Linked DNA regions of Homo sapiens: regions 1, 2 and 4 are each linked to region 3. A link is a contact called in ENCODE Hi-C data. All regions are on one chromosome and are shown on one strand. Each heading gives the region's core, a stretch centred on a gene start or an enhancer-like site at or near the end of the contact. The rest is flanking DNA. Distances are from core to core; before and after follow the strand shown.

What was found. Hi-C counts contacts between places; a loop is a spot of excess contacts on that map. Pooled maps may share reads with other maps.
Region 1: a map with no recorded cell type shows a loop between it and region 3 (3-fold over the local background). The contact joins two enhancer-like sites. A Hi-C loop is called at or near these places in 2 of 37 single-sample maps with no recorded cell type and 4 of 50 pooled maps.
Region 2: a loop to region 3 is called in a pooled map, with 2.9 times the contacts of the local background. The contact joins the promoter of CYTIP here to the enhancer-like site in region 3. A Hi-C loop is called at or near these places in 2 of 37 single-sample maps with no recorded cell type and 2 of 50 pooled maps.
Region 4: a loop to region 3 is called in a map with no recorded cell type, with 4 times the contacts of the local background. The contact joins two enhancer-like sites. A Hi-C loop is called at or near these places in 8 of 37 single-sample maps with no recorded cell type and 4 of 50 pooled maps.

What each region holds. Positions count from the first base shown.
Region 1 is chr2:157,159,017-157,161,716 of GRCh38, forward strand. No RefSeq gene overlaps it. Among named protein-coding and RNA genes, the nearest start is that of GALNT5, 97 kb to the right of the region's middle. Within about 2 kb of position 1,285, at least 2 of the 41 ENCODE cell types and tissues checked have a DNase peak (open chromatin) inside an H3K27ac peak, as active enhancers do.
Region 2 is chr2:157,442,757-157,445,456 of GRCh38, forward strand. It overlaps CYTIP (cytohesin 1 interacting protein), which reads right to left and starts at 1,333. Exons shown (of 8, transcript NM_004288.5): 1 at 1,091-1,333. The coding sequence starts at 1,264. RefSeq lists enhancers at 994-1,093, 1,134-1,183.
Region 3 is chr2:156,536,920-156,539,619 of GRCh38, forward strand. All of the region lies in intron 6 of GPD2 (glycerol-3-phosphate dehydrogenase 2), which reads left to right. Among named protein-coding and RNA genes, the nearest start is that of GPD2, 100 kb to the left of the region's middle. RefSeq lists an enhancer at 1,732-1,791. Within about 2 kb of position 1,277, at least 2 of the 41 ENCODE cell types and tissues checked have a DNase peak (open chromatin) inside an H3K27ac peak, as active enhancers do.
Region 4 is chr2:157,467,679-157,470,378 of GRCh38, forward strand. The region is part of intron 3 of LOC105373712 (a long non-coding RNA gene); the gene reads right to left. Among named protein-coding and RNA genes, the nearest start is that of CYTIP, 25 kb to the left of the region's middle. RefSeq lists an enhancer at 1,463-1,682. Within about 2 kb of position 1,398, at least 8 of the 41 ENCODE cell types and tissues checked have a DNase peak (open chromatin) inside an H3K27ac peak, as active enhancers do.

The DNA of each region.
Region 1 (2,700 bases), core at 35-2,534, 620 kb after region 3:
AGAAAGTACATCAATCTGGTACATGTTATTTAAGGGACTGGAAGCAAACCAGAAACTAGAGAAAGGTATCAAAACATCAATGGCATGGAAGTGGCAATCAAATACTAGATGTAGTCTCTCAGAAATGCTGTTGAAAGGTTTTGTGCATTGGGAGAAAGGTTAAAGTATCTGACATCTGAGTTCTTTCTGATTTAGGGACTATGATCAATTATTGCAGCAAAATGTGAAGTGAATTTGATTGAATCTGACTTCAACACTGTATTTTATTATATATCTGTACTATTAACTAATGAATTCAGAAATGTAGCTTGTATAAGTAGGCACAGATATGAAAGCTTACTAGGACTACGAGTTCCTTTGGCACTGTTTTACATCATGGGAGTAGGGGCCACGTATAAAAACAATACACACATACACACATGTGTATCCTTATGTTCCCTTTAATTACTGTGTACATAGTTTGCTGCATTATAGTGGCCAGCATATATATACATATATAATCTTCATAGTTGATTTGTGACATTTTTCTCTGATGTGCTACAACCATTTGGAAATATGCTCTCTGAAGAATGAATATGTGAGTTTTTAGTGTGCATACAATTTTTCACTGCTTATGAAAGAATCAAGTGTATAAACTACGCATAATAAATGTAAATAATTGACAGACTCTGCCAGTATAATCTGAGTTTGTAAGCAACGAGACGTCAAAGGCCACTTGAACATTATTTCCTTATACAGCAACCAAAATATGAGGCACCATTATAAGTTAAGGCATTAACATAAGTAGAATGCAAAAAAGAAAATGAATTAAGCTCCCTCCTTACCCACAGCCTTAGTATATTTTATTTTAACTTTTCCCAAAGTTGTTTTTCCATGTGTCACTTCAACCTTTTCAGTATGTTCAGGCCAAATGTGTTCCTTCCCTGAGCTCCCAGTTGACCTTTAGATATCACATTATATAGTATGTAGTTTATACAACCTGAAGGAACCCCAATTCTCACCAAATTGTAGGTACACTTAAGGTCACATTATAAGAAGCAAACCTATTGCTTTGAAAGCACCTCTTACTTTCCCAACACAAAACCCCTGCTGCCTTCTCTTTACAGATCTTCTTACTCTCCTCTAGAATGTCCTTGGAAATGTCTATGGGGAAGATTCTCCAACAGGTGCTCCTACAATAGGTTGATTGTAAACCTGCTCAGACAGACAGCCTTTTTGTTTAACGTCTTTTCAGCAGCAGTCTCCCTTGTCACTCCACTCAATGTCATGGTCTTCCTGTTCTGCTTGGATCACTGCCCGTTACTGCCTAAGGGCAGTCCATCATGCCACCAAGATTCCTTGGGCTATTTCCTGCACCATCAATGCCATTGCATTCCAGGACGAGCCCTGCTTTCCCTCTGCCTCTCATCTCTAAGCCACCAAATAATATTTTTACTGCCTACTGGGTCTCCTGGGCTTCCTGCTCATCTGCAAATAGCAATGCACAATAGATATAAATGTGCTCAGCTCCTCTAGAAAAGCCCTGCAGTTCTTCATCCTAAGGATATTAATAGTAGCTACACTTACTGAAAACCAAATACATGTCTGAAACTTGTATAAGTGCTTTAGACATACAGTTGGCCCTCTGCCTCCATTCCGCATATACGGGTTTGGCCAACAGTAGGTTGAAAATACTTGAAAAAATATTTTAAACAGTAAAAAAGTATGATAATAAAAGGCAATACAAATTTAAAAACCAATATAGTATAATAACTACACAGCATTTACATTATATTAGGTATTATAAGTAATCTAGAGATTATTTAATGTATACAGGAGGATGTATTTAGGTTATATACAAATACTACGCCATTTTATATAAACAACTTGAGCACCTGTGGATTTTTGGTATCCAGGGAGGGAGGTCCTGAATATTTTGGTATCTGGGAACAATCTCCACCAGATACCAAGGAGTGACTCTACAGACTCATTTTAATCTTTATGAAAACTCTCTAATATAGGTGCTATTTTTCACATAGAAATAACTTACCAGAGGATACTCAGCTACTAAATGGCAGAGGCCCCATTTGAACCCAGGCAGTCTGGCTCTGAAGCTTGTACTCATAACCACTATACTACCCAGCAAGTGTTTGAACCATCAAGGTCTCCTAAGAGCCATATGTTCTTCTCCTCTAATTCCCAGGCTCTGCTGCTGACTCTGAAATTTCTGGCCAGCCATCAGTTTCCCTCTAAGGGATATTTTCTCTAGATATTTTCCTAGGTAGTTTCAGTCAAATCTCTACAATTTAATTATTCATCCTAATTCAAATAAATTGACATGAATGTCTTAATCTGTGATGAGATCAAAATTCAAGATCATTTTCAAGTAATTTCTAGCCACATAAAACTTAGGGGATACAATTAGATGTGAAAAAAAGGTTGCTTTACTCACAGATGGTGCCTATCCCAACTGGTTCTCTGGCTCAGCAGGAATCTTCTCCCACTTGTTGACTGCTATGACTCCCTAGATTGGCTACGAGACCTATGAGGTTTAACTTTATCTTCTCTGTTCTTATAGCAGTGTGTAGTATCCAGCAAGTATTCAGTACAATTTCAATGGATGAATTTAAATAAATTGATTAAATCTTTCAATTACAACAAGAGAGGAAAATGTCAAATAAATCTACAGTCAGTTCAAGGCCTATAAGTATGTGTTAAATA
Region 2 (2,700 bases), core at 83-2,582, 910 kb after region 3:
TATTATACATCACTGAAAAAAGATCATGTCTCTCCCACTATGCCATACCTCTCTAATCCTGAATTTAGAAGGCTTACGAGAAGCACATGATTGTACATGCAAGACTTAAGCGCAAAAATTCTTGCTCTAGGGCAATTCTAAATATTTTCTGTAGAAATGCTACATCGAAATTCAAATATGTACCTGGGGATTTAGAGCAAGTTGTTTAAAAAAAATCCTGAAGAGGTATTATGGTTAAAAAAAAATTTTTACATGTTAGAAATTGAAGAACGAAAAAATCAAAATAAATTCAGTTAGACATAGATTTTTCCAAATGAGTTTTCATCCCTAGAGACAAACTTTGCAATAAAAATATTAAAATGGCATAATCTAGCATTTAATAAACACACACTGAATGCCAGTCACTGTGTTAGGCACTGCACAGTTCCTTATTTAACCAACATAAGAACCCAATAAGGGTGGTTCTATTATTAACTCCATTTTAGAAAAAACAAAACTGAAGCTTAGAGAGGCAAGTGGCTTGCTCAAGATCCCACAGACACTAAGTGGTGAGCTGATATTCAATCTGGCACTCATCTATCCAAAAAAAAAAAATCTTACTTTCCAATAGCCTGAGGTATGTGCCAGCAACCCAGAGCTGAAGATAATTAGTCAACAAAATTTGTCCTCAGAAAAAGTATTTCTTATTTGATTATGAACTGAAATGACCATCAAGGACTGCAAGTAAGGATGGAAGGGAAAGAATCAGTGGAGACACAATGGGGAAAAGAGAATTAATTCTCATACTGGTTGTATCTATATAAACCATCTTCAAGTTTTTTATGCTTAATGATGTTTATTTTACCTGAGCACTTCTTCAAATAAGAAAAACAATCTTAATTTTTGCCTTGAAAAAAAAGTTTGATTGTGGTCTCAAATCTTTGGACTGGTTCACCTAGCTCCCTGAGCATCTCACCTCCTTCACCCATAATAATCAGCCAGTAATTCCAAAGCCTCTAAAATATCACCATTAGTATGAAGTCAGACAAACATATCACTCTGCCCTCAAGAGAATGTGAACACTCTAAAGGGTACAAAATAGCAATCATACCTGCTTTCGTCCCCGAGGCAGAGTAGCCACCGTGTCTGCTAGCATTTGAATCCTTCTATTATCGTCCATCGTAAGGCTGCCGGTGAGTGTGGAGTAAGAGCTATACGCTGGCCCAGCGCAGAAGTCCGCCAAATTGCCATTGCTGCTGTGTTGCAGGAGCCTTTGTAAAGACATTGTGAATAAAGATCACTCCAGCTAGCACATGGTTGAGTGGCCTTGCAGGATGGGGGAAGCTAAAAGTACAACTGTGACAAGTAATCAAAAGTAGCAAAGCAGAAAGAGCCCATGTGACCTCTGTGGTTTGAGGAACTTGTTACACAAACCCTATCTTGCTATTCACTCCCATTTCTCAAAGCTTTTTTTCTTTAAGCTCCTGAGAGAACCTGGAGCTAATTTTTACAATTTAAAGAAAAATCAACTTATTTTTTCACCTCAAACAGCCAGAATTCTTACGCTTTTATGTTCTGTGGCAAGTTGCATTCACACCACCATTTGCCATTTTTTTCTTTAGAGAAGAAAGAAAAATGTCCCCAAGTGCTACCATTTGTTTCCCATCCATTCTCTTACTTAACATTAGCAATGCAATGCAGAAGTCAGCACACGAGGACATTCAGTTCTTGTGAATATGGGCAAGAATTACAGGTGCCGGTCATAATGTTCTCTCTCGAAGTCCTTGTAATACTGTACTTTCCCTGAAGTATACCCTAGATCATTAATGTTCATCAAAAAGACATTATATCTGCCACTGAGGTTGTAACCATTCAGCATTCTTCTGGTTGTCCTTTTACTACTTTGTCCTTACAAAAATTACCCATGATCTTTACAAAGTACAATGGGAAGGGAAAGCCAGCACATTTAGGGCACAATGTTGCCATTTCTTAGACGAGACTTTGCGGCAGCATCAGCAAGTGGTCCCAGGGGAGGAAAGGAGTGGGCAGGAAGGTAACAGGCAAACCAAGGTGGCACCAAGAACATTGCCTGTTGGTCCCTGCATGTGCATATGGGTCAAGGGCACCATCACCAAGTACTCAAGATCACAGATGCTTTTTTTTTTTTTCCTTTGGCTGAGGTTGGGGGCAGGTAGTTTTGAGAGAACTGGTTTCAGTGGAGGAGTAGGGGAGGCAAGTAAAAGGAAGAATCGAAACAAAAGTCAAAAAGAGAAGTTTTATATGGCACAAAAAGTCAAATGTGCTTTTTAAAATCTCTGAAGATCAATACTAGCATTTGAAAGAGTTAGCAAATCTTTGAACTAAAATGAAATGTGTGTGTACTGGAAGTGAAGATGAATTCAACTCAAGTAGAAATTGCCAAATATAAATAGTAAAATCTGAATTAATAGTGCTTCAAAAGTTGAAGCCAATTATAGATTTTAAAAACTCTATCACAGCATGACTCATTATACTGGAATTGAATTTTGACATGGACAAAGTGATATCACCACAAACATATAACGGTCTAAATCAGGAATTAAAAACACATACGTTTTCAGAAGCCAGGTAAGTAACATAAATGTGTAAGGCAAAAGGGAGTGGTAAATACCTTGGCAACTAAAGAATACATCAATTATAAAGATATTCACGTAAAATCTATATTTATAGATATGTACAGAT
Region 3 (2,700 bases), core at 27-2,526:
AGGACACTAGGTCATCCCCTTGAAAAGAGAGATAGAGACCATTACTTGAGGGAAGAGCTAAGCAGAATGTCAGAGCTTTGGCTAAGCAAACAGATATGAGCAGAGTTCTAGTTCAACTAGGAGCACAGAGTGAGAACCAGATATTGGGGCAGGAACTCTTCTGTTTGACGTCTACAGTGGGAGAGACTGCACACCTGTGAGCACAGGGATTCCTTTGTGTAGGGGTTCCTTAAAGACAGATAACAGTTTATGGGCAGATAACAGTTTCCAGAGGGATGGGGCTCCCTGTATAATGCCAGGGGCTGCCAGGATTGACTTAGGATTGACTCAGGGACTGCGTGGGGCTGACCCTGCAGGTTGAATGCTGTCAGTGATTACAACAGGGCAAGGGCACCTTGACTGTCTCAGAAACTAATAGAATCTTTCTTTGACAATAACCACTGGCGAGCATTTCCAGGAAGTCTTTGAAAATTGCTGGGAGTCTGGGCAAGAAACTCCACTCACTGAAAGCATGGTATTTGATTCATTATAAAACAGAAGGAAAAACATTAGTAATAGACGTGGTATGTCCCAGCCTTGTATAGTTGAAAGTAAAACTAAGTCATACGTTTTCAATTTGGTGTGACATTGTCTAATTTCTAAATTTATTATTATTTTGAAATTATAGGAAATGATTAGAAGTATGAGGGTGTGCTTCTTCTGTTGTTTATTTTTCACATTTGAGTCTTACTACATGTCACCATTGTCCAGCATTTCAGAGACAAAGGGAGTATTTTTGACATTCATTAAAACTGTTTTGGTGAAAGAGCTGTATTACGGTACTATTTAATTTTTATAATAGTTTATCAGAAATGAGATTAGAGCCTATTTATTGAATTATCTTATTTTGAAACTCTCACATATTTATTGAGTACAGATTAGAATCAAACTGTTTAGAATATTAGAAAAGTCTTTTTCAAGTACAAAGGGCAGAGATTATATCTGTAGGTAGTTCCCCCAAACCCCCGAGGGGAAGTTTTGTTTTAAATGTTTACATGTTTTATATTGACACATTTGTTGGCTTAAAAAATATGGCAATAGCATCTAGCATAGTGCTAGATGTATGTGGTTGCAATTTGACATTATTTTATTGATAACTATATTGTGTATAAACTTTCTTTTCATGTCTTTTTATGTGAGAGACATCAGATATTCTACTAGCTGTTAGGAGGTAGTGAAATTAAGTTGATTCTCACAGTATTTGCATCTCAGTCTTCTGCCTCAGCATGTGACCTTGCCTGTGAAGGTTCAGAATAGCTGTTTTATTATTTCGCTTAGGGTGATCGGGCTCTGGTAAATTGATTGGCACTAGCCCAACTCACAGCCTATTGAATCATGAATTTATTACTTTAGGCAACAAATAGTTTAACACCTTCCTACATGCCATACATTGTTGTCCTTGCAGGAGGTAAACTCTTGGAGAAGATGGTGGGGGATAGAACCAAGTTCCTGCCCTTAATTTATTCATTCCTATGAGAAGTGAAACATTCATGTAAAACAGATGACTCAGATTGCTGTTAAAAAAAAAAAAAAATCCAGTAGGGCAAACCTATTTGAATAACCAAATTAAGATCAGGATTGGCTGGGTGTGGTGGTTCACGCCTGTAATCCCAGCACTTTGGGAGGCCAAGGTGGGTGGATCACGAGGTCAGGAGATTGAGACCATCCTGGCTAACACGGTGAAACCCCGTCTCTACTAAAAATACAAAAAAATTAGCTGGGCATGGTGGCGGGCTCCTGTAGTCCCAGCTACTCGGGAGGCTGAGGCAGGAGAATGGTGTGAATCCAGGAGGGGGAGCTTGCAGTGAGCCGAGATCACGCCACTGCACTGCAGCCTGTGCAACAGAGCAAGACTGCATCTCAAAAAAAAAAAAAAAAAAGATCAGGATTTTGCCTAGTAACTATAGAGTTCAAGCAGAAGCAATGAAATGGTCTAAACTATAGCTTAAAAAACAATATCTGTTAAAGATATCTTTGTCAAGTAAGTCTGAATATTTTGCTTTTATAGTTAAAAAGATAATTAAATTCTGACTTTTTCATTTCATCTTTTAGAGTCTCAAGCCCCATATAAAGTTTCCAAATAAACATTAATTCTGGGTTGCTGAGAGATGTTATTCTGATAACTGAGGAATGTTTATGATTGAGGTATTAAATAAAAGGTTATCTTAACAAAAGGAGAAGGAAGGTAAATGTAGTAGAAGGCAATCTGTTAACAATATTAGCTTCATTCTTATAATGCTTTGCAGTTTACAAATGCTTTCACATATGCTGGAATCTGATTATTTCAGCGGTTCTAGGGGATTGGTAGAGAGGCTGTTGTTAGACCTACTTAATAGATGAAACAGACTCTGATGAGGAAAGGGACGTCCCCAGAACCTGAGTTAGTGGCTGGTTGGGTCCTGAACTCACACATTCGGAGTCTCCAGCATCAGTGCTCTCTGATGGGGGCCAAGAGTTAGCCTGCTTTTCATGTAAATGCCCTAGTACACATTCCTTTCAGACAATCAGGACATTGGGTTCAGGTCAGACTGATTTGATAACAATTTGATAAGGTGTGGAATCTTCCTGTGATTAAAGAGAGAAATCTGATAAGGTACAAGACTTACCATGAAACAGATAAAGGCTCTCTCAAAAGGCTGCCTCCAGTTAGAATTCCCCAGC
Region 4 (2,700 bases), core at 148-2,647, 930 kb after region 3:
GAGAATACAGAGGAATAAGAAAGACAAAATAAGACATAACCGGATGAGTTCCAAAACAAATCCATGAGTATGACCTTCCACCCTGTCTCCACATCTCTCATATGCACAGCCTACTTTGCTATGCTTGCTCAGATGTGTTCTTCAACAGCAGACCTCAGCTGGTGTTACAGGCCTAGTTTCAACGTCAGAGGGCCAACATCAATGATACCAGTTGTTCAGGCCCTGCTCTGATGGGCGTCTGATGGGAACCCAGCCACCATACTCTGAGAAAGCCAAGCAGCTCCATGGAAAGACCACGTGAAGGTGTTCTAGCCGCAGGGTCACCTGTGGACTTAACTGAAAGCCAGCATCAAACACCACACATGTGAGCAACTGAGCCTTCATATGATTCCAGCCCTTAATCCCTGCACCACCCCAGCTGATCTTGAGTGTAGCAAAGATGAGGTTTTCCAGCAAAGACCTGTTCAAACTGCAGGTCTGTGGGCAAAATAAATGTTAATTTCAGCCACTAAGTGTTGGGATCATTTGTTACTTAACAGCAGATAACCAGAATGGTACACATAGTATGACTTCAGAATTTACAGTGAATTCAGGGAGACAAGCATGTTCACAGATGCGTCAACCATGTCAAGGTACGACACATGTACCTTAATTGATCCATACATAAAAATGAATGTGTATGCATATGCATATCTAGTTTAGGCATAGAAAATTTCTAATACATAAAATTAAAAATAGTTACCTCTGTGGAGTAGTCCTGGGTTGTTAGGGAAGGAAGACTTCTTTTTATTTGTCTCTTTGTATGTTCTAATCCTGGTTTTATACACGTACTTACTTCATAACTTCAAAAACAGTTTAAAGTTTCAAAATAATGGTAAAATAAGAGAAAAAAGGCTAAACAAGTCCTATAGGCACCCCATGAGTACTACACGTTAGATACCCCTTGAGAACAGTAGGCAACCAAGTTGTTGGGAAAAGCTGCATTTTATCTCTGTGTCTCAGTTTCACATCTATGTAAAAAACAGTGCCAACCTCATAGGATTTTTGTGGAAATTAAAGTTCTGTAGGACTACCTGACACAATAGTAAGCACTCAATAAAAATTAATAAAAATATCTAAGAAACCTGGAGCTGCTGAGCACTGGCATGGCATATGAACACAGGGCCCCAAGTGGCAAAATTTGACTGTTACTTTAAGGAGAAATACCTTTTGTTCTCCTTATATCAAAGAATAAAAAGGAGCCAGCATTTTAGATACAATGGCAAGGGAAGGTGTAATTTGGCTCTGTAACAATGTGATAACTTCTGCAAATGCCACATTGACTTACATTTTCCAAAACACAAAAGACCATGAAATTAAAACCTCCATCCCACTTCCCCATTCTGCTTCTCCTTCTTCAGGGTGTTCACTGGGCGTGACAAGTTGTCTGTGTATTACAGATGACTGTCATCCATAGGTGGCCGAGGAAATTGTGTTTACGATAGTTTGACATCTAATGTTTAGCTTCTCCCTGTATTTTAAGAAACTAGACATTATCTCAATTATGTAAAAGAATTACCAATTTTTTCACTTGTTTTCCTGTGTAGGTTTCGCATTCAAGTTATTTAGGGTGGGCTAAGTCACTTAAAAGATCGAGTGGGGTGATTCAGCCTTCTTCTCCCCCAAAGTGTTCCATGTTCTAAAAAGTTTGCAAAAACATGATCTAGTTCTAGAAGTATGAAGGGTTGGAGTAGTCTAAGGGATAGGGAGAAGTTGAAATTGCCCATGAGATTACGTGACAGAAGACCATAACCGTAAGTATTTTCATAATTGACAAGGAGTTATTTTAAGTTTTTTAGATTTCAGGGTAATGGTGTCATCATTCTGCTTGCAAAGTCAAATGAGTAATGATCAGTTCCTCTCTGATTCAGGGACTTCTGTTGCTGCTTCCTGTTTGGTTTAACTCACCCAAGTATCTTAGAAACATGAAATATTGTTTCAGCTTGGTAAGGATGTCTGGGCTTGATTTTTTTTTTTCTTACGAACCAGGTGTTTTACCCCATGCAAATTTCTGGCATTTCAGGAAAAAATTTTTGTTTTCTTTTCTTCAACTTGAGGATGATTTCACCTACTCAAAATATAAGAAAACTCTTTACCTCCACAATTTTTTAGAAGGAAAAACCTTCCAAAAAATAGAGAAATGCTGTGTGGTCAGGAATACTTTGTTGAATTTTATTAATTTAGCCACTTTAAATCCCTTTTGGCATAAACTCAGTGAGATTAAATAAACCAAGAGAGTGACTAAATAACAAAACCTCTCTGATTCCATCACTGTGCAGTGAATATGAACAAATGTGTATGTGAATTTTAATGAATATGAAGAGTGGGCTATACAAATTACATACTTGAAGTTCTTAGTGATACGTTAAATTGAATTGTATAAGGGCATGAAGAGTTCCTAATTAACTCTATATGAAGTTCTTGAAAGAGGAAAAAAATCACCTACAAGAATTCTGTGACAACCGTTATCCAGGACTTTTAAACGCTGGTTTAAATCACCAGCAAACAAGCTGTACATAGGATTTACATAGTCAACTCATGTTGATAAAACATAGTCAGCTCCAGGTCTTCCAGACCATTTCCCCCTCATTTTGGAAAAGGAAACCATCTTCAGATAACAAGCCAAGGACTCTTGTTGATATCTTGTAAGCACCCTTTTAT